4 separate regions of the Homo sapiens genome follow, and all the other regions are linked to region 1. Evidence: chromatin contacts called from ENCODE Hi-C or POLR2A ChIA-PET data. All regions are on one chromosome and are shown on one strand. Each heading gives the region's core, a stretch centred on a gene start or an enhancer-like site at or near the end of the contact. The rest is flanking DNA. Distances are from core to core; before and after follow the strand shown. Region 1 overlaps MB21D2 (Mab-21 domain containing 2). Region 2 overlaps OSTN (osteocrin). Region 3 overlaps CCDC50 (coiled-coil domain containing 50). Region 4 overlaps LINC00887 (long intergenic non-protein coding RNA 887).

Evidence for each region. A loop is a pair of places that touch in the nucleus more often than their neighbours do. ChIA-PET counts read pairs that join two places held with the same protein, here RNA polymerase II (POLR2A). Pooled maps may share reads with other maps.
Region 2: a pooled map shows a loop between it and region 1 (6-fold over the local background). The contact joins two enhancer-like sites. A Hi-C loop is called at or near these places in 2 of 37 single-sample maps with no recorded cell type and 3 of 50 pooled maps.
Region 3: a loop to region 1 is called in a map with no recorded cell type, with 3 times the contacts of the local background. The contact joins two enhancer-like sites. A Hi-C loop is called at or near these places in 1 of 168 maps with a recorded cell type or tissue (endothelial cell of umbilical vein), 1 of 37 single-sample maps with no recorded cell type and 3 of 50 pooled maps.
Region 4: a loop to region 1 is called in a map of naive thymus-derived CD4-positive, alpha-beta T cell, with 7 times the contacts of the local background. The contact joins two enhancer-like sites. A Hi-C loop is called at or near these places in 1 of 168 maps with a recorded cell type or tissue (naive thymus-derived CD4-positive, alpha-beta T cell), 1 of 37 single-sample maps with no recorded cell type and 8 of 50 pooled maps. POLR2A ChIA-PET finds 5 or more read pairs at or near these places in 1 of 52 experiments (activated CD4-positive, alpha-beta memory T cell).

What each region holds. Positions count from the first base shown.
Region 1 is chr3:192,889,292-192,896,352 of GRCh38, reverse strand. All of the region lies in intron 1 of MB21D2 (Mab-21 domain containing 2), which reads left to right. Among named protein-coding and RNA genes, the nearest start is that of MB21D2, 25 kb to the left of the region's middle. RefSeq lists an enhancer at 2,948-3,257. Within about 2 kb of position 3,157, at least 16 of the 41 ENCODE cell types and tissues checked have a DNase peak (open chromatin) inside an H3K27ac peak, as active enhancers do.
Region 2 is chr3:191,250,196-191,257,256 of GRCh38, reverse strand. The region is part of intron 4 of OSTN (osteocrin); the gene reads right to left. Among named protein-coding and RNA genes, the nearest start is that of OSTN-AS1, 19 kb to the right of the region's middle. Within about 2 kb of position 4,061, at least 3 of the 41 ENCODE cell types and tissues checked have a DNase peak (open chromatin) inside an H3K27ac peak, as active enhancers do.
Region 3 is chr3:191,353,459-191,360,519 of GRCh38, reverse strand. CCDC50 (coiled-coil domain containing 50) reads right to left here. Exons shown (of 12, transcript NM_178335.3): 2 at 3,370-3,432; 3 at 2,396-2,522. Among named protein-coding and RNA genes, the nearest start is that of UTS2B, 26 kb to the right of the region's middle. Within about 2 kb of position 3,804, at least 11 of the 41 ENCODE cell types and tissues checked have a DNase peak (open chromatin) inside an H3K27ac peak, as active enhancers do.
Region 4 is chr3:194,303,550-194,310,610 of GRCh38, reverse strand. LINC00887 (long intergenic non-protein coding RNA 887) reads left to right here. Exons shown (of 3, transcript NR_024480.1): 2 at 4,584-4,854; 3 at 6,874-7,061. Among named protein-coding and RNA genes, the nearest start is that of LINC00887, 5.7 kb to the left of the region's middle. RefSeq lists enhancers at 1,197-1,246, 2,800-2,949, 3,460-3,699. Within about 2 kb of position 3,815, at least 5 of the 41 ENCODE cell types and tissues checked have a DNase peak (open chromatin) inside an H3K27ac peak, as active enhancers do.

The DNA of each region.
Region 1 (7,061 bases), core at 1,908-4,407:
TTGTGTGGTGTAGTGGGAAGAAAGAACGTGGACTTTGGAGTCAGGCAGACCTACCTGTTACAGCTTGTGTGGGACAGCTTGTGTGGGACAGCTTGTGTGACCTTGGGCAAACTATCCTTTCTGAACGTTAGTTTCCTTGTCATTGTAACAGGGATAAAAGAATGTTTCATCTTTTAATTTTATAGCCATGTTTTTTTAAAAAGGTTTTGTAGAGGATGAATGCCAACTTCATAGGGTTGTTGTAAGGATTAACTTAATGCATGTGTTGTATGTTAAACGAGCAGCGGAGTACATAAAACTGCTCTTCTCTTCCACGTTTTTGTGGAAAATCCTTTTTTTCCGTCTCCTTAAGTAGAATTAGTATGTTGCCTGTAAAAAGAGAAGTAGCATAAAGTTGTCTGAATAAAGGTCTAGTGTGATTCTTTGTGCAAAGAATTTGACTCAACAGTTTCTTAGGCCAGGCATGGTGGCACACATCTGTAGTCCCAGCTACTTGAGAGGCTGAGGTGGGAGGATTGCTTGAGGCTGGGAGGCAGAGGTTGCAATGAGCCAGGATCGTGCCACTGCACTCCAGCCGGGACAACACAGTGAGAGCTGGTCTCAAAAAAACAAACAAAAAAAAACCCCAAAAACCCAACAACTTGAGTAGGTAGAATGAAGTTTCTAGTGATTTTCTAAATGTCTTATAAATAAACAAAAGCTAGATTTTCCAGGAAACTGAATGAAATTTTCTTTTTCTTTAATAGTTTTCTGGATGTTTTAAAAGGTATATAATTGGCCAAACAGTGTGCTTATTCCAGCCACTCTGTAAACCAAGCCCAAGTGGGCCTTCAGAAGCAGAAGAGAGTCTTTGCCTCTCTGCAGTGAGTCGTTGGCTTCATTGATTGAGGACCTCTTGCCTGGCTGGATTAAAGTGATTGAAACAGATTGAAATAAAGCTGAGGTTTCAAACGGATGCTTATATTAGTAATTTTTACTTAGAACAGAAGAGATATAATTGAGAGAGACCTGATTTGGAGATGATGGGGGACTATGTCTGGGTGTGGGAGTATGGAACTCCCTCTTGAAAGTCTGCATGTGAGATTTAAGATTCCACCAATCTTCTTGAGGGTGAAGGTGGTGACATGGGTTGGGCACCTGCTGGTGAAATGAAGGAGGTGAGCACTGGACCAGAAGGAATGGTATTAAGAAAACACTCCTGTTCCTTCAGGCCCCTTGAGAAGCGGGAGCCATGGAGTGATTCCCTAGCAGGCCCCCTTGGCCCCCTCCCCCCCAACCCAGGCCACCGGATTCGTGCTTCTGTGTAGGACTGGCTGGTTATGTGGAGAGGGTTAGTGAAAAAAGAGTTGGTGATGAGTTTGATGCCCAAAGAACCCTCTTAGATGAGACGAGCTCGGGAATGTGCTCTGAGATGTCAGACAAAGAGGAGATTTCTTTATCAATGTTTGTCTTTCTTATCAGTCTTATCTTTTTGTGTTGTGATGAGGTGAGAAAAAGCCTAAAGGGAGGTTTCCCTTGAGGGAGAGCTGCCTGGTGAAATTGGCACACCCTAGTTAGAATGCATGCACCTGCTACTCAGGTGAGAGATGGAAGAATGGGGTGGGAAGCAGCAAAAGGATTCTTAAAGAATGGTGGAAGGTGGAGGGACGGAGATTCATCTCTAGTTTGAGCAATAAAGTGGAAACTCCAATCGCTTTCTCAGAAAAAAAAATGACACTGTGTTATGGACATGGGCAAAATGTTTGTAAGACTGGCAGCTTTTACATGTTCTCAGGTTTGTTTCTCCAGTTACCTGTTGCCTCCCTATTAAAATGAGAGGTGAAGACCTCTCAGGTGAAAATAGTCCCTGTGCTTATCTTCAAGGGAAGCCAGGTACAGGATTGGGCAAAAAGCTGCGGAAACCACGTTCTACTCAAAAATCCATTGGAGGCCAGGTGGGGTGGCTCATACTCCTACCACTTTGGGAGGCCGAGGCGAGTGGATCACTTGAGGTTAGGAGTTTGAAACCAGCCTGTCCAACATGGTGAAGCCTCGTCTCTATTAAAAATACAAAAAAATCAGCCAGGCATGGTGGTGGGCGCCTATAATCCCAGCTACTCCTGAGGCTGAGGCAGGAGAATCGCTTGTATCTAGGAGGCAGAGGTCGTTTTGAGTCCAGATTGCGCCACTGCACTACAGCCTGGGTGACAGAGCGAGACTCTGTCTCAAAAACAAAACAACACAAAACAAAAACAACAAAAATTTGCTGGGGAGAGAAGAGCTTGAACAGGGAACAGAATGGGAAAACAAGAGTGGCTCTTTAAATTATTTCTTTTTTAGAGACAGAGTCTGTCTCTGTTCCCTAGGCTGGAGTGCAGTGGCACAATCATAGCTCAGGCAGCCTCTAACTCCTGGGCTCAAACAATCCTTTTGCCTCAGCCTCCACAGTAGCTGGGACTATAGGCACAGACCACTATACCCAGCTAATTTTTAAATATGTAGTAGAGATAGGGTCTCTCTATGTTGCCCAGACTGTTTTCAAACTCCTGGCCTCAAGCGATCCTCCCACCGTGGGCCTCCCAAAGTGCTGAGATTACAGACATGAGCCACCCCCCAGCCAGAGGTGGCTCTTTAAAGATGTGGGGGACGGGAATCATGCACTGGTTTCGAAAGGGAGAAAAGTGCTTGGACACGGGGGAATGCCTGGACTGGACCCTGAGAAATGGGCAGTGAAGCCCACCTGAGGCTAAGTGCTAAGTGCTGAGAATTGTTAAGGATGTTTCCCAGATGTTTGAGGAAATGCGATGTTTTCCCATACAGTCAAGGGGTGTTGGCAGCCTTCTTCTGTCACTTACTGTGTCATCTTCAGCTAATCACCTCCTCTTTCTGGCCCTCACTTTCCCCAACTATAAATTGAGGAAATTAGGCTTCCCTTCCTGGTCTGTGATTTTAGGACTCCGTAAGTAGAGTTGCCTCTTACTGATATCAAAACCTGTGTTAGGTAGCTATACTTTTGAAATGATGGGTTAGATGTAGAGATTTGCAGTGGTGGTCGGTTTGAGGGCAGTGATTTATATTTCAAGGAAATGTTTGGAACGCAGTTTCGGTTCTCATTCGAAGAAGTAAAGACGTCATGTCACTTGACACATGGGGAAACCCACATCGCTGGCTGTGGCTCTCAGAAGAGTGACTCATTAAACTCCAGGGGTGCTTTGACCTGCGTTGGGAGGTTGGTAACTTGGCCCCTGCTGCTTTTGGTGGTGCAAAAGCTCTGGGCAGCTGGCTGGGCTGAATGTAACTGCGTCTTGGAAGGCACCAAGGCGGCCCTGAGCAGTTTACATTGACTGTGGAAGCCAAATATTGTCGTGCAAATTAAGTAGGACACCAAAAGGAAAATTCATCTTAATCTTCTTTAAATACTTACTGCTCATTTGCCAAGGTTCTAAGTAATACAATTTCAAAGGTTCAGAGGTGTCTAATACAATTTTCCCCCTTTTGTACATAATTCTATGCCCTTTGTGTAATTCTGTTAGAAACATTAGGGTAATTATAGAGCTACGTTCTGCTTTTCAGTTGCTATAATATTAGCCTGGGTCTGCTCGTACCAGCTGTATTAATAAGCAATGACTATGGCCGGGCGCGGTGGCTCACGTCTGTAATCCCAGCACTTTGGGAGGCCGAGGCAGGCAGATCACCTGAGGTCAGGAGTTCGAGACCGGCCTGGCCAACATGGTGAAACCCCGTCTCTACTAAAAAAATACAAAAAGTAGCCAGGTGTGGTGGCAGGTGCCTGTAATCCCAGCTACTCAGGAGGCTGAGGCAGGAGAATCTCTTGAACCTGGGAGGCAGAGGTTGCAGTGAGCTGAGATCATGCCAGCCTAGGCATCAACAGCGAAACTCTATCCCAAATAAAAATAAAAAAAGCAATGACTGAAGTTTAGCAAACTCCTAAATTAAGACTTTTTCTGAGCCTTTCTCTGTAGCATGTATTTGCTACTAGAGGCAGGCAAGGTCATAACCTAGGGTGAGCTTTGGGTTATTAATTCAAAGACCCAGTGTCTAAATCCTCATCTGTAAAATGGGGACAAAATTATCTGAACTCCCAGTCACTGGATGTGGGGACCAGTGAGCCTGCTGGGTGTGAAAGCACGTTGGGAGCTGAAGATGGACCCTGCCTCACGGGCAGTGGGGGTTGTTATGTAGCACGATTCCTGAAGTGTGGGCCAAAGGAGCTGCCAGTGCCACATGAATTTGTGAGTGGTCGTCATGGGTGTGTGTCATGGAATAGAAGTGTTAATATTTAATATCTGGGCTAATAATTGTAATCATTGTTTGACACAAGAGAATGTACAAGATGATTTTACCCTATGAAGTAAATGAGTTTGTTTTTCTCCATTCTACAAACCAAGCAGTAAAAGTGCAGGTGGGTTAAATAATAGGCCTAAAGTCGAATCAACCATCGGAATGTAATTTGTTAAAACTTTGCCTTTTGTTCACAGCTTTTAGAGTTTTTCTTTTCTCATGGATCACATTTTTGGGAAGGGCTTCCCATCACCTCTATACCAGTAATAACAGCTGACATTTATTGAAGCTTGGTCTGTGCCGACACATTTTACAGATGAGAAAACTGAGCTAGAAATGTTAAGTAGTTTACCAGAGGTCATGTAGCTGGTGTGGAAGACCCATTTAAGTTTTGCTATCTTAATAACAGTAATAAAAGCATTAACATGTATTGGCTGTTTGCTAGGTGCCAGGCATCATGTTAAACAGTGTCATCTAGAACCTCATTTGGTATCACACTAAGCCTGCAAGGGAAGCCCTTGAAAATGTTATGCAGAGGGAGGACTCCTACCATCTCTCTTCTCTTGCAATGGATTTGCAAATACCTTTCTTTTGCCTTTCTTTTACCAGCTTGGAAACAGCAAATTTCCAGTGCCTCTTATGATACCAGCTTTTCCTGCTCTTGTTCTGTTACATTAATTATTTTGTTCTATTTATTAATTATTTTCCTGCTCTTGTTCTATTACATTAATTATTCTAATCCAGATGTTATGAATCGGCTGCCTGCAGTCTGAATTTGGCTTGCAGCCTTGTCCTGTTTCGGCCTTCAATGTATTACAAATGCATGGTTGAATTAGATGGCAATGTCTAAAAATTCAGGTGACCATATGTAAATCTGTATTTATGTTTTCTCATGAAAAATTGCATAATACACCTACCTGTTTGAGATAAAATGACTCACCCAATTAATGTGACCAGAAAACTTCTATAAGAACTTTGTACAAGTCAGAAGATGATGTGTGTTTTGTAGTTTAAATAAGTCTCCCCCTGCGTGGTATTCCTTTTCTTTGAGATAAGCCGCTAAGAAATAGTGAACATGACCTCTAAAAATACAACTCTAGACTGGGGTAGGAGATGTTGCTATCATTTCTTCCCCCACGCAGGATAAACTGAGTTTTTATGAGTAATATTTAAAATCACCATTCTTTCTTCCTCTCCCCATGTCTCTGCGTGGACCTAGTATTTAGGGACTCCTGAGAAGCACGTACATCTTATATCAATAACCGCCTGCCATGGAGGATGTGAGGAGGATCGTTATGACGTAATGCCATATCCTCAGAGCATGTATCATTTTTGCCGAAATTTGTTTGTTTCAAAGGTTTTTAACCAGATAGCACAATCACTTGGCTTCATGGCTTTCAAAATTGATGAGTTTGTACCTGCACAGTCGGGAATGGCAGGGTATGCCAACTGTGAACTTTATAGGTAGGATTTTTTTTTTTTTTTCTGTAATCATTGCTTACAGAACAGATTGCATCAGACTTTTTCTATACCTAGAAAATTATCATGTGGGAAGTTCAGGTTTCGCTTTTGTCCTGATGCCCCATCAGACCTTACAAGCTAAGCCTGCCCCATTCTAAAACCCAGGCTTTCTTTAAAGGACAAGTACAAGCTCTTTGTTTATTTGGTGTCTTGAGTTTCCAAGATATGCTCAAATTATGATTTCCCTAAGTATATTGCCTTGAAAATACCAGGAAAAAAACCTTCTTAGTCTTTTTATTTATGTTGGGAATTTCTCCTGGCATCTGTGATCAGTGCAAATAGATCATCTACACAATGATGAGAATTTCTGTTTGCATATTACCATTAGCTAGTTTTATATACTAAAAATGGACCTACATACCTGTTCTGTGAGGGAAGCAGGGACATGCTCCACTATTTATTGCAAGGAGATATTTTTCCAGAAACACCAGAAGGATGTCAAGAAAAGGTTGCTCTTGGTTCTTGTTTCTGTTATTCTGGGAATAAATAAAGGTAAAAAGAATTGTTTTTTCTGCCTAGCTGTAGTTTCAGAAATGGCATTAGACATGTGTTATTTCTGGAAATCTGTCCTTCACAGTGAAGTCATTTCTGGTGTCTACCGTTGGATTTTTTTTTTCCTAACTGACTAAGCAACACTTTTATTATTTTATTTTGTTAAACGAAGTGTTGACTCTGGATGTGGGTGTTCAGGACCTTAATTCTTTTCTGTTGGAGGTCATTGGACTGAGTTCAGTCCCAGCAGTGATAAGAGTTATAATGTTTTCTTGTTATGTTGCACGCTTTAGAAATAGTTCACAAAACACTTTTCACATCTTTATACTCTGCATACATGGATTTTTCTTGTTTGTTAGGTATTTTGGCTTGGGCTTGAGAGTCACCCTGGAACAAGCCTCTGGAAACTGTATTTACACATTTAAAAACAAAAAAAATCTTCCTGTGATAAACTCTAGGGCCAGCAGAGGTAGGTAGGACCTGGCCTGGGCAAGTGTCTTGTAATTTCCCTAGAGGCTGCAGCCTCAGGGAAATGCTGCTGGAGCTAGGTACAATAAGACTTTTTAAAAAGAATAACACTATCAAGTAAAAATTAAGTATTAATTGCAAAGTTAGAGCTTCAGAGCAAATCAACTTCCTGTAATAAGCAGCCCATTGAATTCTTTTCTGCCAAGAGCTCCTGCTCTCTGGGTCTGTGCATTCCAGCCATTCCAAGCTACTCACCAGTCTGTTCTCACATGCTTCAGTGTCTTAGTTCATTTTTTCCC
Region 2 (7,061 bases), core at 2,812-5,311, 1.6 Mb after region 1:
GGTAAGAAGGATTATAAAAAGGCATGTAAATTTGTGTGTCTATGGTCTTTTTTTTTTTTTTTTTTTTTTTTGAGAGAGGGTTTTGCTCTGTCACCCAGGCTGGAGTGCAGTGGTGTGATCATGGCTCGTTGCAGCCTTGACCTCTCAGGATCAAGTGATCCTTCCAACTCAGCCTCCCAAGTAGCTGGGACTACAGGCTTGCACCACAATGCTTGACTAATTTAAAAAAACTTTTTTGTACAGATGGGGTGCCCCTTTGTTGCCAAGGCTCGTTTCAAATTTCTGGGCTCAAAGTGGTCCTCTTGCCTTGGCCTCCAAAAGTGCTAGGATTACAGGCTTGAGCCACAACACCCAACCTTGGTTTTTGTTAAAGTGAAAGTAATTTTGTCTAGTTTAGAGGTTTTAAGGATTGTTTTAAATTGAAGAAATTTTAAAAATTGTAAGAGGTTATAAAACTGAAATTGTATGGATTTGTTTATAAACTTATTAAAATTAGCTTTAGCATTAATAATACATGAATACAAAGGTAAAATTTGGTTTTCTCTTTTGAATAATCTTTTAATATAGTATTAATAAGAGGTAGTAAAAAATTTTATTTGCTGTTTGACTAAGCTGCAAAAAAAAAAAAAGGAGGAGAGAGGGGGAGAGACAGTTTCAGTTTGCCTCATGCTGTCTTTATTAGACCTTATGATTGTTTAAGAAACTGAGTCTTCTCTCTATGCTTTTTGAAATCTCTGAATTATTATTTTGGCTAAATGAATGTCTTATTTTACAGAGACCTGTGATCTTATTTTGTGATATCAAGGATTTTAAACTTTTGATGTTTGATAAACTTTCCAAAATCAAAATTCAAATGCTAAATTCAGTCTTTTTTACCTCAACTACCTTTTTAAATATTACAGCCCGTGGAAGTCCAAGAAAAACATATACAGCTTATTTGGCATGTTCAAATTATACAGGAAGCATTGTCAAGTCTGAAATGTGTTTTACTTTGCATTATATTTATATAAGTGTGTTATTAAGATGTGTTCTAAAATTGTATGAGGTTCCTGAAATTCTGATATGTTTTAGCATATGTTATCAGTAGTATTTAATTATAATTATTATGTTAAATTGTTATATGCTATAGAAATAACTGATTTTTCTTGTCAATTTTCTTTAACCATGCCAGTCTAAGACTTTTGTCATACACAGACAATTATTATTTTACTCTGACTCTTCTTAAAAGGTGGTTTATAATCAGCCACAATCCAAAGTTTGCTTCTTTCTGGAAATTCATGGAAAGTACTTTTGTAAGTACTCTTAAGTACAGGTTTCTAATAACTTTGGAGATTATACAATTTGATTAGGTAAAAATCACAAAATTTTTAGGACTCTAATTAAAAAGCTGATGCATTCATGGCAACTGCTAACGCAACATCAAGCAGAAGAAGAGTTAATTACATTGGCTAAAAGTAACAGAAAACCGAAATCATTTTAATGACTTTTTTTGTTTGAACATTGCTGATTATTTTTGTTTTTTTTTTCAGAGTTAAAACACTTTTTTTAGGGCTATTTATATCTTACAACAGATTGGATAAAGCATACTTTTGTGAACAAAATTTGAAGCATATTTCTTTCTACCTGCCTTCTTCAGAATTTAGAAACTATTTGTGAGCATTTTTAGTTTCTAGGAATATAATGTTTTGTGTAAGTTCAGCAAGAATATGTTTTGTTTTTTAACAGTACACAATTGCAGACACTGGTTATTTCATCAAGGATTTGAGTGGAGTGGTATATTTTTAGAAATGTCCAGACTACTTTGAGGAATTGAGTTTGACTTTATAGAGCCAATAAAAAGCCTCTTGGAAAGACTTGCCTGATACCTTGCCTATGTGGTTTCTTTACGAAGTTCCTGACTTGCGGTAAAGCAGCATTCCCATCCTCCGGGTTGCGGACCAGCACATGTCTGTGGCCTGTTAGGAACTGAGCCACACAGCAGGAGGTGAGCAGTGGGCAAGTGAGCATTACCACCTGAGCTCCACCTTCTGTCAGATCCACAGTGGCATTAGATTCTCATAAGAGCACGAATCCTATTGTGAACTGTTCATGCAAGGGATCTAGGTTGTGTGTTCCTTATGAGAGTCTAACTAATGCTTGATGATCTGAGGTGGAACAGCTTCATCCCAAAACCATTTCCTCCCCTGCCCCCTGGTCCTTGGAAAAATTGTCTTCCAGGAAACCAGTCCCCGGCGCCGAAAAGCCTGGGGACAGCTGAACTAAAGAATGTCACTTTCTGACAGGCCCAGGAATCTCAAGTTATTTTAGGACCCTGAGAAGAGAGAAATTCACCCAAATTCATACAGGTGTGTACAAGCACAAATAAATCTTTGATTTGGTTAACCTCAAGAAGCTTTTGAAAGTCTAATCTGAGATTCCTTATAAGGAAAGTCTCAGTAAAGCCAATTTAAAAAGACCTTGTATGGCCAATCACATTTTTGCTGTACTTCATGCAAATAATCAGACCAAGTAGAATATATAATATGACTAAAACTTATTTTGCAAATAAATAAGGACTATGACTTATCTTTGGTAGAAATGGGGAAGTGGAGAGAGAAAAATTATCTTTCAAAAGAAAACTATACAGACACCTGTTGTTAGATTCTAGCCTTATTCATTGTTTTTGAGTTTTTATTATTTGCCTATAGTTTGGACTGAATCTTGAATTCTTTCTTGGCTACAAGTCTCCAAACTAAGGTTTTTAATTTTTTCTTCCATTTTTTTCTAACCTGAAATCTCTAGAAATTAAAACTGTGCTTTTCATAAAGCCCGGCAGACTGAAGTTAGACAATTTAAATTTTGAGAGAAATAACAGCCACTTATATGTAAACAACCTTCACGCCTGCTGATACGGACTTCTCAGAAAGTTCACTTGAAACCCTATTTTGTAACACAATTCAGAATAATCTGGCATATTGCCATTGCATTCTGAAGATGCTTCAGAGACTCTAGAAAAACTAGTCTATAGACTGCTCTAGACAGTTTTTAACCTCTGTTTAACCCTTGTTTTTTTCTATTTCCTTAGAAATACTTCTTATTAAAGATCTGTTTATCTGCATCACATATAGAGGCCTAGTCCAACTCCCATGCCACCTTCTGGAATGGGACACAGCTATTTAACTGAACTGATCTATTCTCAGGACTAAGAGACTGACTAAACAAGACTTGAGATAATATATTTAAATTTACTTTTTTCTGTTTATCCCAATTTGTCTTTCCATCTTTTGTCTATTTCTATCTAACAACCTCTAATCCAAATCTCTCCAAAGCTGTTAGTTTGGCTTTTAATATGTGAAACGCTTTTTAAGTTTCAAAGTGGGGATTGAAGTAAATAAAAAGTATTTTACTCCAAAATATATTTCTTTAACATATTCTGAAGTGATCCTGAAAATGTGTCTTCTGTGGGGGAAATTTGCATCTGTAGATCTGTAGAGAATTTGCATTAATGCAACCAGCCCTTCCCTTGTCCAGATCTAGGAAAGATTAGCTGAGAGTTTGGTACCTTTAAACTACTGAAAATAAACATTCACCATCTAAATTCTCTGAGGGCTGCTGCCAATGAGGTTTCATCTACATAACAAATCCACCTTTGCTAGCCAAGCCTCTTCCATTCTCTCTCCCATAGCCTGTCTTGAAACTATTATTAAAACCTGGTTGTGGTCATGCTGAGTCTGCATTCTTTCTGTAACCTTAAGATGTTATATAAGCATCTATACCCCCTGGAAAGTTGAGGTCTTCATCCTTAAGCCTCCCAGGTATAAATGTTAAATAAATTTGTGTGACTTTTCTCGTATGTATCCATCTGCCTCATGTCAGTGACTGTTAGCAAAACCTCAGCGGGCATTTGGCCCCTATAGTAGGCATCATAGAGCAGCTGTTCCAGACTTCACCTCGAATGAAGCAAAACTTCCATAATTAGATAGCAGTTTTACTTTTAATAGGAAGTGTTAAAGTGAAACCCGGAAGATGAAAACCCACAAATAAACCTGCTCCAAAAGTAAATCCATCAACCTGCACAGAAGTGAAACAAAGATTTTTGTAAAGTGCGAGATACCATTTCTGTTCGTCTTAGAAATGTATAACCAATGAATTTAGCATCCAACAATGAAAACTTAGCACCAAGAAGGCCTTTTGGGTCACGAAGAGAATGTTGGCCTATAAGTCCAAAGACCCGGACCCCAGATTTTGCTCTGCCCAAGAGTCTATAAAATTTGGGACAATTTCCTCTTGCAGCTCCATTTTCCTGAATTGTTTTAAAAAATGGGGTTGGATTAAATGAAACTTTATGTTTTTGAACCTCTCAGCTGTATTACTGTGTGAACAGTATTTAATGACTTTTAAGCTGCTCTCTGTTAAATGATACATCCCCTGTTTAATTCAAAGGAATATTGTTGACAGTAGATAAAAATATAAAAAGTAACTTTGAAAATTAGATTGGAAATTAGAAATATATTATCATCTCATGTCTTTTGTTATTCATAAACTACATAACATGAAACTTCACATGAGGAAGTAAACAAATGTCTGAGAGAAATCTTGGTGACAGTGATGGAAAATAAATAGAAACAAAACGGTCGAACAGGTGAACCCACAATGACTGATGAACGGGAAAGAGCAAATATATGATAAATTCTTTTCTAAATCGATTCTTTTGTGATATTCTCACCTTGAGATTTTAATATAAGAACAGTGATTATCAAGATGCTTAACAAAGTTTGCTAAGAGAAGGACACAACATACAAATTTGGATTTCACCCAACAGTGATTCAGGAAGCATTGTATTAATTCAATTGTCTTCATAGTTTGGTAGTTGCTGAAATTTCTATGGTCTCAGTCTTCATATAAAAATTCAAGGCTGAGCCCAGTGGCTCACTCCTGTAATCCCAGCACTTTGGGAGGCCGAGGCAGGAGAATCACAAGGTCAGGAGATCGAGACCATCCTGGCCAACATGGTGAAACCCCATATCTACTAAAAATATATTTTTAAAAAAGTAACTGGGCGTGGTGGCGCACGCCTGTAGTCCCAGATGCTTGGGAGGCTGAGGCAGGAGAATTGCTTGAACCCGGGAGGCAGAGGTTGCAGTGAGCCGAGATCACGCAACTGCACTTCAGCCTGATAAAAGAGTGAGACTCCGTCTCAAAAAAACCAAAAAAAAATCATATGAAAATGAGTTCTCTGTATAATTTGTTTAACATAACTCGTTGTGGTTGAACTAAAAAATGTTGAAATGGGTGATAATCAAGGGTGGTAAAGGTATATGTGGAAACCAATCAAAGTTAATTAATTTTATCTCACTGTCATAATGTTCTCAGAACATCAAGAAACTGGAGGACTCAAAGAGTTACTTGGTTTTTAAACAGCAATTAGCTAGTTTCTACTCAAATATAATGTGGCAATTTTTAACAACCTTGAAGAGTGACCATACTTGGTATATCTCTAGATACGAAGAAATAATGTTCAACCTGTTTTGAAGATGATGCTGATTAAAAGGCAGTGTTCTTGGCAGTATTCAGTAAGTTCTCTTGTATCTATAGACATTCATTAACTGCAGAGGTTCATTAAACAACTCCATGATAATGAAATTTATTTTAACTGAGTGATTTTGAGAACGAGAGAGTTGAGAAAAAATACTGACTATTTATTGTGGTTTTAGAGCATGAGGAGGAGGGAAAAAATGGGATGATTTAAATTAAGACAAGATCAGGGCTAATATGATACTTTTGGGGCCTCTAAATTATTGGTCTAAGGATTATCTCGAGAGAAGCAGAAGGCAAAATTCCCTCTGCTCTAGCCTCAGATTGTTAAAGCAGTTCCAGTTTGTCTTATTTGTTAGGGAGCGGGCATGCACCTTCTATAAGTCCTATTGGAAGAAAACATATTGCTAAGATTTCACCTTCAAAAAACATTTATTTAGTGTTTAAAGGATATGTATGATTAAATGCTGTGTTTAACATACCCACTCAGGATGTAACCTTTCTGGATTTTAATTCTATGTGTACCACTTATACTCTATGTGGCACTGTAAGTTAATATTTCTAAGCTTTCCATTTATTTGTATAATGATAATATTAACTAATACTTATTAATAAATTAACATCTCAGGTACTATTATAAGTGCTTAATATGTATCTATTTAATCCTCAGGACAATGCTATATGGTAGAAATTATTATTCTAATTTAATGAAGGAGTGTTTGAGAATTTAAATAAGTTCCCATAGCTAGCAAATATTGATAGATGACCTGGGATTTGAACCCATAAGGCCTGATCTCTTTAGCTGGCACCTTTAACCCTTATACATCAATAATTCTCAAGATATTGGAGATAGTGATAGTATTGCTTTATGAAATAAAATGATTAAGTGAAGCAATGCACATAAAGTGCCAAGTATAAGGCCTGGAACAGAGTAAATTTTCAGAACTGTAATGTAAACTATCACTTGCATGTATTGTGTATCCAATATATTGTAGGCCCACTACAAACATCTAATGTAATCTTCAGAATACCACTACATTATTATTTAAATGTACAAGCTGTAGAAAAATAAACTATCTTAACAGAAACAAGATAATGAATGAATGAAAGAATCAGGATTTGGATAAAGTGTTTTGATTCCATGGCTAATGCTCTTTCTGCTGTGCATTTTCTCCCCTATGCTCCACATTATCATAATTCTAATAACGTACTTATTGACAACAAAATGATGTGTATCACTTGAATGTGTCTTCTTCATAACGCAAGGATTTTTATATATTTATGGAGGTGATTTAATATATTGACTAGAACTTTAACCCTTGTGTGCATATTAATATTCAATGGTTAATTACATAGAAGTCTGAAAACAACTAAATCATTAATTTTGGAGAGTGAAGCAGAACTAGGACATTCTTTTGCTTTTTAAATATCATTTAAGTTATTTAACATTAATATACTATACTCATTGCATACATAAATGATTGAAAAAGTGAACTGATAAGCTAGGAAATCAAAAGGGGGATTTATAAGCAAGAATGGATTGATTA
Region 3 (7,061 bases), core at 2,555-5,054, 1.5 Mb after region 1:
TCACGGACTTAGTTTTCAAAAGCCTCTGTCTTCATTCAAGCCTCTACCTGAACCTCCCAAATTAATGTAAAATCTGTATAGAATTAATTGACTAATAACTACATTGGATGTGATAATAAGTGGGAAGAAAGTAGAAGCACCGTAGAGAAGGCAAACCCAAATGAAGTGTTAAAGGTCACAAGTGACACAGAAGATGTATCTCCTGGTACAGAAAATAAATAAGTGAAGCTTCATCTGAGTTTAATGATTTCAAACCATATTTCCAAGAAGTACCATCTCTGGTTCAGTCAGCTAATTATACAGACTCCTGGGAAAGCGAAACTGAGAAAGCAGTAGTAAACAAGCGGTAATCCTGACTTACGGCAGCCCGGGTATCCAGACTGAATAAAAGGTTCCAGTTCAATGAAAACTGCAGCATTTCATCCTTCCCAAGATGTACAGCTATTAAAATTGCCAGGGAGTGAACTGAAAGACTTCCCTTCTAGCTTACTTATTTCATCCAGGAACAATTTCAAAACCTTGAAGTCTCAGGCAGAAATATAATACCCGGTTCTTCTCTCCTTTAGGACCTATAAAATATCACTCTCTACTCCTGATTTATATTTGAGTGGTTTGTCTTGATAATTTCTGAAAAAGCTCATTATACTGTTATTAACCTAATTCAGGATTTTAAACATCTGCATCAACCTCAGAACTGGCCTTTCTAACAGAGAATTGTGAATAATGTAAAGGGCAATGAATTTAGAACTCTAGAACATTCTAGCTTTGGTTCTCACCTTAACCTGTGACACTGAGCCTCATAACATCTCAAATATCTCTCCTCCTCTTTACATCTCCATTACCATGACCTTCAATTTAGGCCTCATCATCTCCTTCCTCTCTGTCACCACTGTCCTCATTCAAGCCTCACCATCTCTTAATTTGACCATTGCTCAACAGCTGCCTTCAAATCTTGCCCACTCCAAGCCTTTACCCACCTAGTCTACAGAATAGATCCCAAAATGAAAATCTGAAACTACTTCAAAGGTTCTCCATTCCTTATAATTTAAAATCTACAAAACCTGAAATCTTTAACATAACTTATCGTGACCCTTTTGATCCAGCTTTTGACTACTTTCCTGGCCTCACTTCCTACTTCTGCCTGTAAATACACTCTCCACTCCAGCAACACTGAACTTCTTGCAGCTAACGTGAGATTGATTCCAAGTCCTCTTACCTCCTGCCCTTATGCATGCTGCTCCTTCTGGCTAGAATGGTTTTCCCCATCACTATAAACTTCTAATTAACCTTCAAGTTTCAGATTAAACACATCGTCTTGTGAAGCTTTTCCCAGTCTCTTCTCTCTAAATAGGCCTGAAATTTACATTTCAATTCTCTGTGACTCATGCACGTATCTCTAGATACACAATGCTCAAGGTGTTTTCCTGAGGCCCTTAAAGGCAACAGCTGTCTTATTCATATCTCTGGTCTCCTTTCATGGTGCCAGATTTAGCATGAATCAATAAAAGTGTTTATTTACAAAATAAGGGAAGCTTAACAAAATGATTAATAAAGTCCTCTCTACAAATAATAAACAGAAAGACAAACCCTTCCTATAAGTTAGCAAAAATGACTGGCTTTCCTTTTTACCTGAATATGACACTGAAGTAAATTAAGGGGTTCCTTCCATTTTTCCTTTACCCCTTCCTCCTCAACACAGTATCTGTGGTTAAATCTACCCACATTAAAGATTTAGGATGTAAGAGCCACTCTCAAAGAAGAAATGTATCCTGGGAGCTTTATAACACTGAAACAGAATAAAAGTCACTGTGCCAAAAGAAACCTGAGAAATAATCATTTCCGTTTATCTGTGTGTTAAAGGAGGCTACTAGAGAGAACTTTTGTCAGACACTGAAGTTATGAAAAAAACTGAGTCTACACTTCAGAGCTTTTCAGAACATTCTGCTATGTACTGAAAAGCAAGGAAAGTAAGAGCGGCAAACACAGCTAGAACATAGTAAAGGAACCAATACAACCCATAAAGTTATTTGATGTCCACTATTTCACTGGATCCCCCAAAGAAACTATGAGGCAGAGGGGACAGAGATTATTATCCGCATGTTATGGGTAAGGAAAATAAATTCAGAGAAGTTGACTAACTGGCCCAAGGTCATAACAGCTAAAAAATGTTAAAATTCACACCATCATCAACATGTCCTTAAACCTGGTCAAGTGCTCCAACAAAAACAAAACATTTTCAAATCAAAAAAACTGTTAGACATCCAGGGTAAGATTTGTAATCTAACAGTAGAAGGAATCAGAGGAACAGAAGTAGTCTCCTTCTCCCCTGCCCTGGTTGCTAGCTCCACAGAGAAAACCAGTCTTGCATCACCCCTCCCACCTCCCAAATCCTCACAGGTCTTTGTAGCGCTTCTGGAGCTGGGCCTGCGCTTTCAGATCTTCCTCTTGGAGCTGCTTAGCCACCTGGAGATCATGCTGGACCAAACGGTTCCGCTGAACGTTCGATGCCAAATGATGCTCAACTGGAACAAAAAGATTGAGGACAGGAATGAATAATGTCTTGGTTTGTTAGTAATAAATGCCATAATAATCTTAAGAGCTTTACCATAACAACAGCTTTGCATCCATCACTTCATTTTATTGTCTCAACAACAATATATAATAAAGAGCAAGGAATTATTATCCCCACTTTTCCATTAAGTAAAAAGAGGATCAAAAAGATTAAATAATTTGCCTTTGGTCACACGGCAACAAAGTGGCAGTGCCAGGACATCTACACAAATATTCTAAAGCCAGGGCCAATGCTCTTTCTACTACTACATGTTGTCACTCTATTTATTAACCGCATTTTTCAAAATGTCAATTTTATATTGATATGTGAATTCACAAATCATATATTCACAAGTATGTACTTTAATATAACATGCATAGCTTAGATTTACTTTTCATCACCACATGGAAAAAAAGATTCAGAAAAATTCACAATGTGATCTCATTTATACCACAGTTGCCTGGGAAAACTGTTCAAGTCCCTATCCTAGGAGCAAGAATAGATTCCTTCTACGCACCCCAGATAAATCTACAACCATTGTGTCCCTCCTACAACAAGAGGCTAGGAAAAAGGTTCAAACCTCTCTTTTTCCTCCTACAGACGCAGCAGTCTACTAATTCCTGGCAGCCTATCTTACTTAACATGCCCGAAACTTCACTGATCACCCAGGCATCATTTGCCTAAAGAAATCCTTCAGGATGTATGGATGGTGAAGCCAAGTGACTGTGCTCTCTCCCCACCTAAGCCCTAAGAAACCAGCCTCAAGCTACCACTAAAAAAAGAAAACTGAAGGAGCATAAATGAGAGGTATTACTCACTCTCTTGTTCCTGCAGGCTGTGAGCCAGGGTGTGGTCCTCCAGGACAGCAAAATCTCGGCATACTAGAGTAGATGGAGGAAAAACAGACAGGAAGGCTCATTAGTAATACTTTAACATACAAAGGAAAGGATTTTTTTTTTTTACTTTAAAAAAAATCAATTCTAATATTTCAGAATGACACACTTTATAATTCTCAATGCATAAAATAGTGACTAGTTAAGTATGCAGTCTTTAGTCACAAAAATCTATAGTGCCTGCTTAGTGCCAAGCACAGGGTGTCACAAAATACTGGTTAGCCTTGGCCCCTGGCCTGAGGTGAGAACATTTACAGAATCAGATTCCAGAGGTCTAGAAATTCCAATCCACTTCTATAAATGGAGGGTTAAGTGCTGCTGAAATAACAGACGTATCAGTCATGCTTTGCATATTGCTACTGAGAGAGAACTGAGTTACTGCATAATTAGAGGTGTTAAAAGAAATCTAATCTATGCTTCCCTGTGGTTCAGACGATCCTCTCCCAGCAATTTATGTCTACCCTGGCGTCTTTCAAGAAAAAATATATTTTCACTAGTCCCTCAGGTAGGGGCAGAGCTCTACTTTAAAAATTCTTAATTTCTTAAACATTCTTCAGTGGGTCAATCCCCAGGGACATGAGTTAGAACTAGGTCTCTAGGTCCCTCTAAACCTTGGGCTGCCCCAAAATAATCTACAAACCAAAAGAAAATGGGAACCCTGAAGGAAACCAGGAATCTGCCCCAACTCTGCCTCCACCTGAAGAGCCAGGCAAGGGCATTTCCTGACCTGTCTTCTCAGAAGCAAAATGGGAAGAAATGGTCTTGAAGAAATGGTTTGGGGTAAACAATGGTATCCATGTTTACCCCAAGCTGCAATTTAAACTCCTGCTTCGTAAACATACAAACAGACAAAACATGAAGGATTCATCATGTAAAGTGCTGTTTTAAGGACGTGTAGTTTAGGTGATATGTTCTCACTCTATTCCAAGCATGTAATTCATGTTAAAAAAAGGAAATTCCCCAAAGCCTCAGATTACTGCAATTGAGTAGGACTCATGAAACATTCCCCAGGGCTTAGGAAAAGTGATAGATTTCTTTCCGAAGCTTTGGATTTGCCTATGAGGACACTTAACTGAAACAGAATGAAAAACGTTCCTTTGCCGTTCTTTGCACTTATGTATGTTCACATATACACTCAACATTAGTTGTGTCCTTCACGACTGAGGGATAATGCCACAAAAAGGGAGGGAGATCTTGGGGAGGTCAAGATTATTTTGAAATGGTTTTATAATGGAGGAATAATTCTTGCCCAAGAACTATATTCAACTGGATACAACCTGCTTAATCCTCGCTCAAACATAACAGCAAAACCAGTAATTCGAACAGAAAGCCCTGTTCTTTTTCATCAGCTTTTCATATTCTCAACCGATTCTAATATCTTGAAGCCCAGGTCCTAGTTACCTTATGTTTCACAGAATAAAAGTAGTTTCAAGATGAGCTAGATAACACCCTCATTTAATAAGTGAGGAAACTGAAAGCCAGAAGGAAGAAGGGGTTTTCTAAGGCTGTACAGAGTTCACTGGTGACAGGGCTTGGGGGTCAACATCTAAGCCAGCAAGAGCTCAAGAGCTCCTTCCCCTTCCCTGACACAATGATGGCCCTCCTTCCCTCCAGGTAAATCATGGTAAGAATAGACAGAAAGAAAATATTCTACATTAACCATCGCATATTCTCTAAAACACTTCAATTAATTAATATCTAATTTTTAAATGGGTAAGACATACACGGACTTAATTTACAAAAATTAATGAATTAGCTAAAATAAATATAATCAAATCTTGTGTAAAGAATGTTATTTTAATGTATTGACCTATCATTTAAAACACCTTTATTATACTGGAAAAGCTTGTGCTTATATATTAAAAGTCAGTCTTAATTTTAGATTAATTATGATTAGATCAAATTTAAGATTACTCTTAATGATTTTCAAATTATGGGTGGCAATCTATTATTAGGTCAAAAAATCAATTTACTAAGCCTGAGAAAGGCATTTTAAAAGTCAATAGTCTAGAGAATAACAGAGGACAGTTGGCTCTCATAGCCCTGAGTTTTGGATTCATGGATTAAATCAACCACAAATAAAAAATATTCAGGAAAAAAAAATGTGGCTGTACTGAATACATACAGACATTTTTTCTTATCATTGTTTCCTAAATGAACGGTATTAGGTAGTATAAGTAATCTACAGACAATGTGAAGTATACAGTAGAATATGTATGAATTATATGCAAATACTACCCCATTTTATATTAGGGGCTGAAGTATCCATAGATTTTTAGTATCCATGTGAGGTCTTGGAACCACCTCTACACCCCACCCCACAAATACGAAGGGACTAGTATAAATCACACACAGTACAGGAAACTAGTTTGGGGAAACTTTTCCCGTATTATATATAAACATCACAGAAATATATACATACAGAGATGATAGGTACTAGGTCAAAATGTAAAACACACATCATTCTATAGATTACAAAAAGCTTAAAAGCCACTTCAATTTATGTTATTAGGTCAGAACGTTACGCCAAAAATATGTTTTCTATGTTTCTAATACCATGCTAACTAAAATTAAAAATTATGAAATTATTACATTTTTCCATGTGGAGAATCATGTGAAGAACTACAATAATTTTAAAAATATTTCTTAACTTCAGTCAGCAGAACATTAAACATTAAAATATAGTTTGTAGATAGATATACCTATGGTTAAAAAAAATTTTTTTAATAATATGGCACTGACACAAACTTAACTCCAAACAGTAGTTCTCTCTCCAGAGAGACGAAGAGGGGCATGAGTGCCTTAGCTGCATGAGCCATTCTGCTTCAAAAGCAAAAAGAGAAAAGATACACAATAAGGCAAAATATTAACATTTGATGTGGGTGGTAGGTTCATGGGTTTTTCTATTTCCTGTGCTTTTTAAATGTCTTACATATTACATTTTAAGTTCTATAATTAAATTCACTTATTTCATGTTGTCAACAGCACATATTGCTAAACCATGAACATGAAGATATGGTTTGACACATTATAACAGGTGTGAGAAATTTCCGAATTGCTGATTACCTTGATGACTCCTCATAATGATTTCTTACTATCTCAACAGCAAGACTGAAGTATATTCTATTATTGCAATTTGTCCCTGAATCTGCAGAAGCTGAACTAGTACCCAAAAGATATGAGGAGGGCCTGAGCTAGAAGGGGATCTGGAAGATTTTCAATGATTATGAGGAAGTACATGAACACATACACACAGAGAGTTGTATTGTCAAATACACTGACTTTGCCCTTCGGAGGTTACTAGGAGTTTCCAAACATATAATCTCATTTATACTGAAATATTACTTGCCCAATATATAATTTCTTCTGAACCCACTCTAATTTTTTTCAAGATTTGCCTCTGTATTCCCTCCATCAGTATTCTAGCACAACCTGGAAAACAATCACATATTCAGTCAACTTTGTAAATCAGTAACCAGATTGAGAATTACTGAAACTATTTCACAGCCAGGCCACGCTCAGAGCATGAAGAGAACTTTTCTCCTTTTCTAACCTCCTCTGCCTTCGATGTAAACAGCATAAACAGCCTACTGAGGATAAACGGCATACACTCATCT
Region 4 (7,061 bases), core at 2,566-5,065, 1.4 Mb before region 1:
TCCTTGTGTGGGGTACTCCCCAGGGCTGTAATTGAACACAAGAAAGCGTCGGCCTACTTTTGGCATTCCTGCTTTCATCTCAAAGACACATTTAAAAATTTATATTTAAAAAATGTCAGGGAAAGGGGCCAGCATGGCTCGTGTGGCCACTGGTGCCAGAACACCCAACACAGCCGCTCCAGGAGCAAAGGCTGCGGAGGATGAGACAGGAGAATTAGGACCATACCGTGTGGCAGTGCTCCATGCCCAGCTTCCGGGAGCTTGCCTGTGTGGCCTGAACAGTGAGGTGCTTTTGAGGCTGGGCCTCTGTCTGATCTAGGCTTTGCAGAGCAGGAGTTTGAGGGTTCAGATCAGGTCCCCCTCACAGCAGTCCAATTGGGTGAGAATTTTCTAAAAGCTGGGGGAAGAGGGTAGTCCAAGACCTACTTGGACACTCACCCCAGGGTCTGGGCAGCCTGGCTAGCAGGAGATGCACTGTCTTCCCAAGCCCCACCTGTTGTGCTGCTGCGGAACGTGGTTCCAAGGGCTTCTATCTACACTGGTGACTGTGGGTGGGAGAAAACCACTGAGGAAAAAGACCTACTGCTCCTCTGGCAGGATTCTGAAAACAGTAGGTGTCTAACGGATGTATGTTAGCTTGCTCTCACATGTGAAAGGATTGCAGTTAAGCACAACGCAACCTTTTTCTACAGCTCTTAGTAAGATCTTCTCTAGGGGCCATTGTAAAGCTAAACCACGAAGCTTCATGGAGGGCTGAAATAAGATAGCATACACTCAGAAGCCTGGTCTCTTAGGGACCACCCGCTTCCCTGCACAGGGTTACTGTTGCACTGTCAGCTTGTGGCCCACTATGACCCTCTTAATCTTATTCAGGAATTTTTGTTTATAGGGAATCATCATTCTGTATGCAATTGGCTTTCCCTCTGAGTGCAGGATCCTGCACTTATTTTACACTAAGATCATTGATAGCTTGTGTTTTCTAAAAAAGAAAAAAAAATTGCATGCCTTACAACAAAGAAAATACATTCAGTAAGATTATTAAAATAGTTATCTTATTTTCAGGACCACAGGAAGAAGGAGGGAAGTAAATATACAAAACCTAAAACTGTTATTAAATTTAACTCTGAGGCTCTTGGCAGCCAAGACAAAAATAAAACAGGGAAAAGTAAGTGGATTTCTTAGGAGAGATAAAATTCACCTGGCTTTTGAGCTCTAAAAGAGATTTCCTAAGGGGCTCCTGTCAAGTGATACAACAGACCAGTGGGTTGACCCCAGTTTTATGCAAAATGGCCAAGTAGTTTTCAGCTGGATTTTTTTTTTTTTTGTCATGACCCTTAACCAGCATTTAGGGCATCGTAATGACTAGTCTGGGAAGTGAAAGTGATCTTGAGGGGTAGAATAGAATATAGGAAACTCCAAGAGAACTGATAGAATCATCTGGCCTGTTCATCATGCATTCCATACTTAAGGGTACTTTGAGTAGGATCGGGGGCAAAAAAGAAGAAAGGCTAACTGCAGAGGTATAAACATACAAGACAGGACATGTCTCAGGAATCATTAACGCTGCACCACACCACTACCCCACCCCACCCAGCAGAAAATGAATCGCCTCATGAAATCAGTGAACACCTAAGTTTTGGTGTTGGTGTTGATGTGCACGTATGTGTGTGTGTGTGGGAATGTCTGTGGGTATGAATGCAAGTCCTCTTCCCCTAGCCCAGCACAGCCCCCACCACAGAGCAAGAGAGCAAGGCTGTCAGCATCCTGAAATCAGCTCTTCTCTAGTTGATTTTGATAACCAGCCAAAAATGCAGGATCTTTTCAAGGCCTGAAGATCATTAACTCTTTGGAAGAACAACAGGAGAGTTTTTGAATGCTGGGACTGACAGCCTGTTGGTGATAGGCTTAATTACTCCAATTAAATATTCAGGAGCAGAGCCAGGCAAGCCAACAGAATTAGGGGAAGGAATCTTTGCTCCACGGCTGCAGAATTCCGTGCTAGACGGCATTGAGCTTCTCTAAGATGAACACTAGGTTCCCAGGCTCCCAAAGTCCTGACTTTTGATGGTATTTTCTCCCCTCTGGGAGGCACTGACTGTAAAAGATTTATCATTAACTGAGGACCTAGTGTGTTCCAGGGCTGTGCTAGGCCCTGGAAGTTCTGACAAACAAGTTCCCTTCTATGGAGGAAGTACAGGAATCGATTTCCCCACCCCACACTTATAATTACCAGACAGTGTAATCCCATGTGGGATAAGAATTAATAGGAAATCAAAGTTAATTCTCAAATTCTACTTTTCCCAGACTGTGGGTTTTCTTCCCTGGAACCGCAGGCCCAGTTTCTTTCTAGATCATGACTGGCACCATCACTGACCTTTGGGGTGTGGCATGACGTTGGCATATACGCTGTAAGTTTGGTTGCCACAAAGTCCCTTCTGAATTCTAATAATGGGGCCTTTCCTTCTGGGTGGAAAGTTTCTGCCATAGCTGGGGTGGGTCGAGCGTGGGCACTGAGTAGCCTCATTGGTGAGGGGTGGCTGCCCTTGCATTCTTCTGCTCAGTGGCCTGAGGATCGACCCCTGATAAGCCACTGCCCACAGCCACAGGACAGGACAAGCTTCCTGACCCATGTGGAGATGGAATCCATGCCCTATTCTCCTTTCATCGGTGCTCTAGCTAAATGAGCAGCTGACAACCCCAAACTTTATCTCACAGCGGGGACTCTCTGGCCTGTCCGAGATCTGCAAGTGGGGGGGATGGAGCTACAATCTGGGTCATGTGTTTATCTCTAGCCTTGGGGTCTCAGCCATTTCCCCCACAATACTTCAGTGTACCGCCATGCCATCAGCATCAAGAGGTGCTACAAAGAGGTTTGATTTTGTTCTTTTGCAATACACAGCAAATAATTTCTTTTCAACCCAGTTGTTCTTAATTATCTTCTGCCTCAAAACACCTGGAGGATTTTTGGTGCAGTCCCTGGTACCAGCAACAGCATCGCCTAGGAACTTGTTAGAAATGCAAATTCTGGACCCCACCCCAGGATTACTGAATCAGAAACTGGGGGTGGGAACAAGCGGTTTGGGCTTTACCGGGCCCTGCAGGTGCTTCTGGTGCAAGCTCATCTTTAAGAACCACTGAGTAAGAAGAACTCACCATGACGGGAGTTCTCGGTCAGGAGAGGCTTCCTGGGGCGTGTGCCAGAATCTCTAGAATTGAGGATGGGAGTGGCACACAGGTAGTTTGAAAAAGCCACTAAACTCATTATACTCTCTCCCCTGCCACCTTACCCCATTCTGAGAATCATTGATGTAGAAACTGATTTTGCATTGGAGGAAATGTCTCACCCAACTGCCTCCGTGTTTTGATGACTTTTTTTAAGCTTCAGAAAGTTCATTACACCATTGGGGTGACTTGTGTTTCACCTCAGATCTCCTTTCATGGTTGTATACAAAGAATTAATTTATACAAGCTGGGGCTTAAAAAGGGAGAAGTTTCCCCACAGTGGTTTTGTCTCGTTTGGCTTTTGCTGATTAGGAGTTGGTTGGGTCAAAGGTCCACCCTAGGAGCTAGAAACCCACCCTCGAACCATGTACCCCCTTGCCAGCTCCTGGGGCAGGGGTCTTCTGGCCCCAGCAAGTGCTCAGGTTAGGAGGGGCCCATGGATGGTCAGGAACGGCATGCTGCTTTGCTCATAGCCAAGCAACCGTGCGCATCTGCATGAGGATTTTTTTACAAGTTTCTTAAAGGAAACAGATGTCAGCAGCCTCTTTTTCATTGCCCGCAACAGGGAGAAGACACACCTAAGTTGTCTGAATTGCTTGCAAACAGTGGTAGATGTGGGCATTTTTTTTTCTCTAAAAAGATTATATTTGGGAAGCCACCCCCAGCATTTGAGGGGATGCTGGGCGTTTTAACAGTAAGGAGAGTTTACTTTAATCCACCTCATCTCGCTGCGATCTGCAGGTGTTCACGCTGCTTCTGCTTGCCAGGAAAACAACGAGAGGAAGGAGACTGGCTTCTTAGAAAGCATGTTTTCCTGTGGAAGCGGCCCACAAAACCTGCTTATCTGGGTGACAGGCTCCCCCTTCTCAGAAGGTGGTATTTCCCTTGTGGCTACACAGGCAGGAAGCAGGTGGCAGGGAGTGGACCCACAGCATCCCCCACAGCGGGCCCTGGGGTTGCCACCAACCGTGGCTGGGAGCTACTCTCCTTGATTGCTGAGTGGCTCTGTGGCTCTGGGGGCTGGAGTCAGCCGATGTGCTTGGCAGATCTGGAGGGTGGGGTCTCTGCTGACTGCGGCTGCTTGCTCTGGGAGTGGATCGGGGACTGATCCACTGGCCCAGCAGGAGCCTGGCTGGATCCCTCTTGCCCTGGGGGAAGGGAAGCCCGTTGTGTCAGGAAGACTCTGCCTGAACTCTGACCTTTCCCCTCACTAGAATGCAAGCCCCACAGGCAGCAGATCCTGTGGGTTTCATTCACTCAGATATCCCAAGCATCTTGAAGGGTGCCGGGCACACACTGGCTTCTCAATACATGTTTATTGACTAAATAATTGGATTCCTCTCCCATCTTCCACCCGCCAGCCTCCTCTTAAACATGACAAAGAATCCAAGGACTTGTGCTGGGGCTGTCAGCTGCTATTCTGGTGCCCTGGGGACGAAGAAGGGATCTGGAGGGAAGACTGTCACCCTCTTGCGAATGTTTCCAAGAAGCAGCTCAGCATGGGAGAGAAAAGGGGAGATCCCAGTTCCAGGAACACCTGGCCAGTGTTTCACCTGTTTATCGGAGTTGACAGGACCAGCCAGCCCTTTCCCACCTCTCCCCATCATGATGGATGGGAGCCTGGCCTTTGAGGTAAGAACAGATGGGGTTACAGACACTGGCCTTTGAAGACATCTGGAGCGACTGCTTCTCTGGCAGTTCACTTTTAAACCGGCACTTCACCCAGAAGTTGAAGGACCATCTGACAGATGCATAAGGGGTTTGGTGTTGAAGAGAGTTGGGCTAGAGAGTGTCGCAGAGCCCCGGGACTCCTGCGGGTTTAGGATTCTGGCTGAGGGAAGTGTGGCAGGGGCTCCCCACTCACAGGCTCCAGGCTGTGTGATCCGTGGCTGAGGACCCAGACCCTTAGACTTCAGGCACCCTGCAGGGGGTCCCATTTCAGGCAGGACTTTGCCTCCACAGCCCCACAGCTCTGCCTTGGACCAGAAGATTCCAAACAATTTAAACTACTAGTCATACTGATAGAATACTAGTAGTTTGCAAAGAAAAATATTCCCTGGGCCTTGAGGAAGCAGTTGAATTGTGATGGTGCCTATGAACATCCTAGGGCCATGTGTTGTCATTTTCAAGCTTCCCCTCTGCCTAGAGGTGACAACCCTGGTCCCGTGGTGCCCTCCTTAGTGAGCTTGGCAACAAATATGACAACATGAGGGTCACTAGGAAAGAGAAAAAGAGCAAAGAATAGATACAAATGTGATAGGGTACCCTGGTCTTCAATTAGAGAAAGCTGGTCATTTTACAAGAAGCCCTAAGCCTAGCCTCTTCTAAGCTCGGTGAGAGAGGCAAGAGCAGGAAAGAGACTGGCCAGAGGTCGCCCAGGGACCCAAGGAAGCCCTGAGATTTGATGGCTATAAATATAAGTGTATGAATCAGAATAGCACCGGGCAGGCTAGGCATGGTGGCTCACGCCTGTAATCCCAGCATTTTTGGAGGTGGAGGTGGGTGGATCACTTGAGCACAGGAATTCGATAACAGCCTGGGCAACATGGCAAAGCCCTGTCTCTACAAAAAGTACAAAAATTAGCTGGGTGTGGTGGTGCACACCTGTAGTCCCAGCTGCTCAGGAAGCTGAGGTGGGAGGATTGCCTGAACCCAGGAAGTCGAGGCTGCAGTGGTTGGTGATTGCGCCACTGCACTCCAGGCTGAGCAACAGAGTGAGACCACATCTCAAAAAAAAAAAAAAAAAAAAAGCACTGGGCATCTGGCCTGTGCCCATTTAGGGTGAGGTCCTGTGGTTTCAGGTACTGTGATAATCTGCCCATTTTGCCATTCATTAGCTCATCATCCAATATATGCCTTTTGAACACCTAGTACATCCCTAGCACTGTGCTCACACAGCGGGGCGATGGCGAACAAGAGACAAGGTTCCTGTCCTCATGGAGCTTACAGTCCCGCTTGCCTTACACGGACTCGCTGAGCCTTCTTCTCGGGTGATGCCTCAGCTTCCTACTTCACGAAGAAGATAAAAGCAATCAGAAGAGATGCTCACGAGCATCTGTCCCCACCTCACCCGCTGCCTCACCGCATGCCCGCGTTTTGTGTCTGTCCCTCTCCTGTTCTGTGGATGAACTTTTCACGCCATGGCTCAGGCCAGCCCCTCCCCCTGCAACATTCATCCCATGCCCTCCTGGCTGCTCAAGGACATCGCTCCAGTGTCTCCCTTCTGTCCCTTGCACCATCAATCTTTCCCTCTCTATGGGGTCTCTCCTAGCAGCATGCTACCATGTTGCCATCTCTCCCATGTAAAGATACCTTGTCTTGACCCCACTTCCTCCCCCAGGAGAATGGCCCCAGTTCTTACCACTTCCAAAATGATTGTCTGGACTCATCATCTCCAAATTCTCTCCTCCCATTCTCCCTTGAATCCACCCCAATCACACTGTCATCCCTGACACTGTTCTTGTCAAGGTCACCAATGTCCTCATTTTGCTAAATGCAGTGGACATTTCTTGGTCCTCATCTTGCCTGGCTGTCAGCATCATTTGACATGGCTGGTTCCTCCCTCCACGTTGAACACTTTCTTCACATCCACCTGCTTTCCTTCTCCTTCTGGCCACTGCCTCTCAGACTCTTTTGCCATCTTCTCTTCAGATTCCTGCGAAGGAATGACAAAGAACATCAAGGCTCAATCCTTGGAACTCTCCATCACTCATCTTTAAATTAGACTTCTCTGCTGACTCTCAGAGTTGTGTATGCTGAGAATCCACTGCCTCTAAGACATCCTGCTTGGCAGGTAACAGACATTTCATCCTGAGCTGAGCTCCTGCCCACCCCGCCCA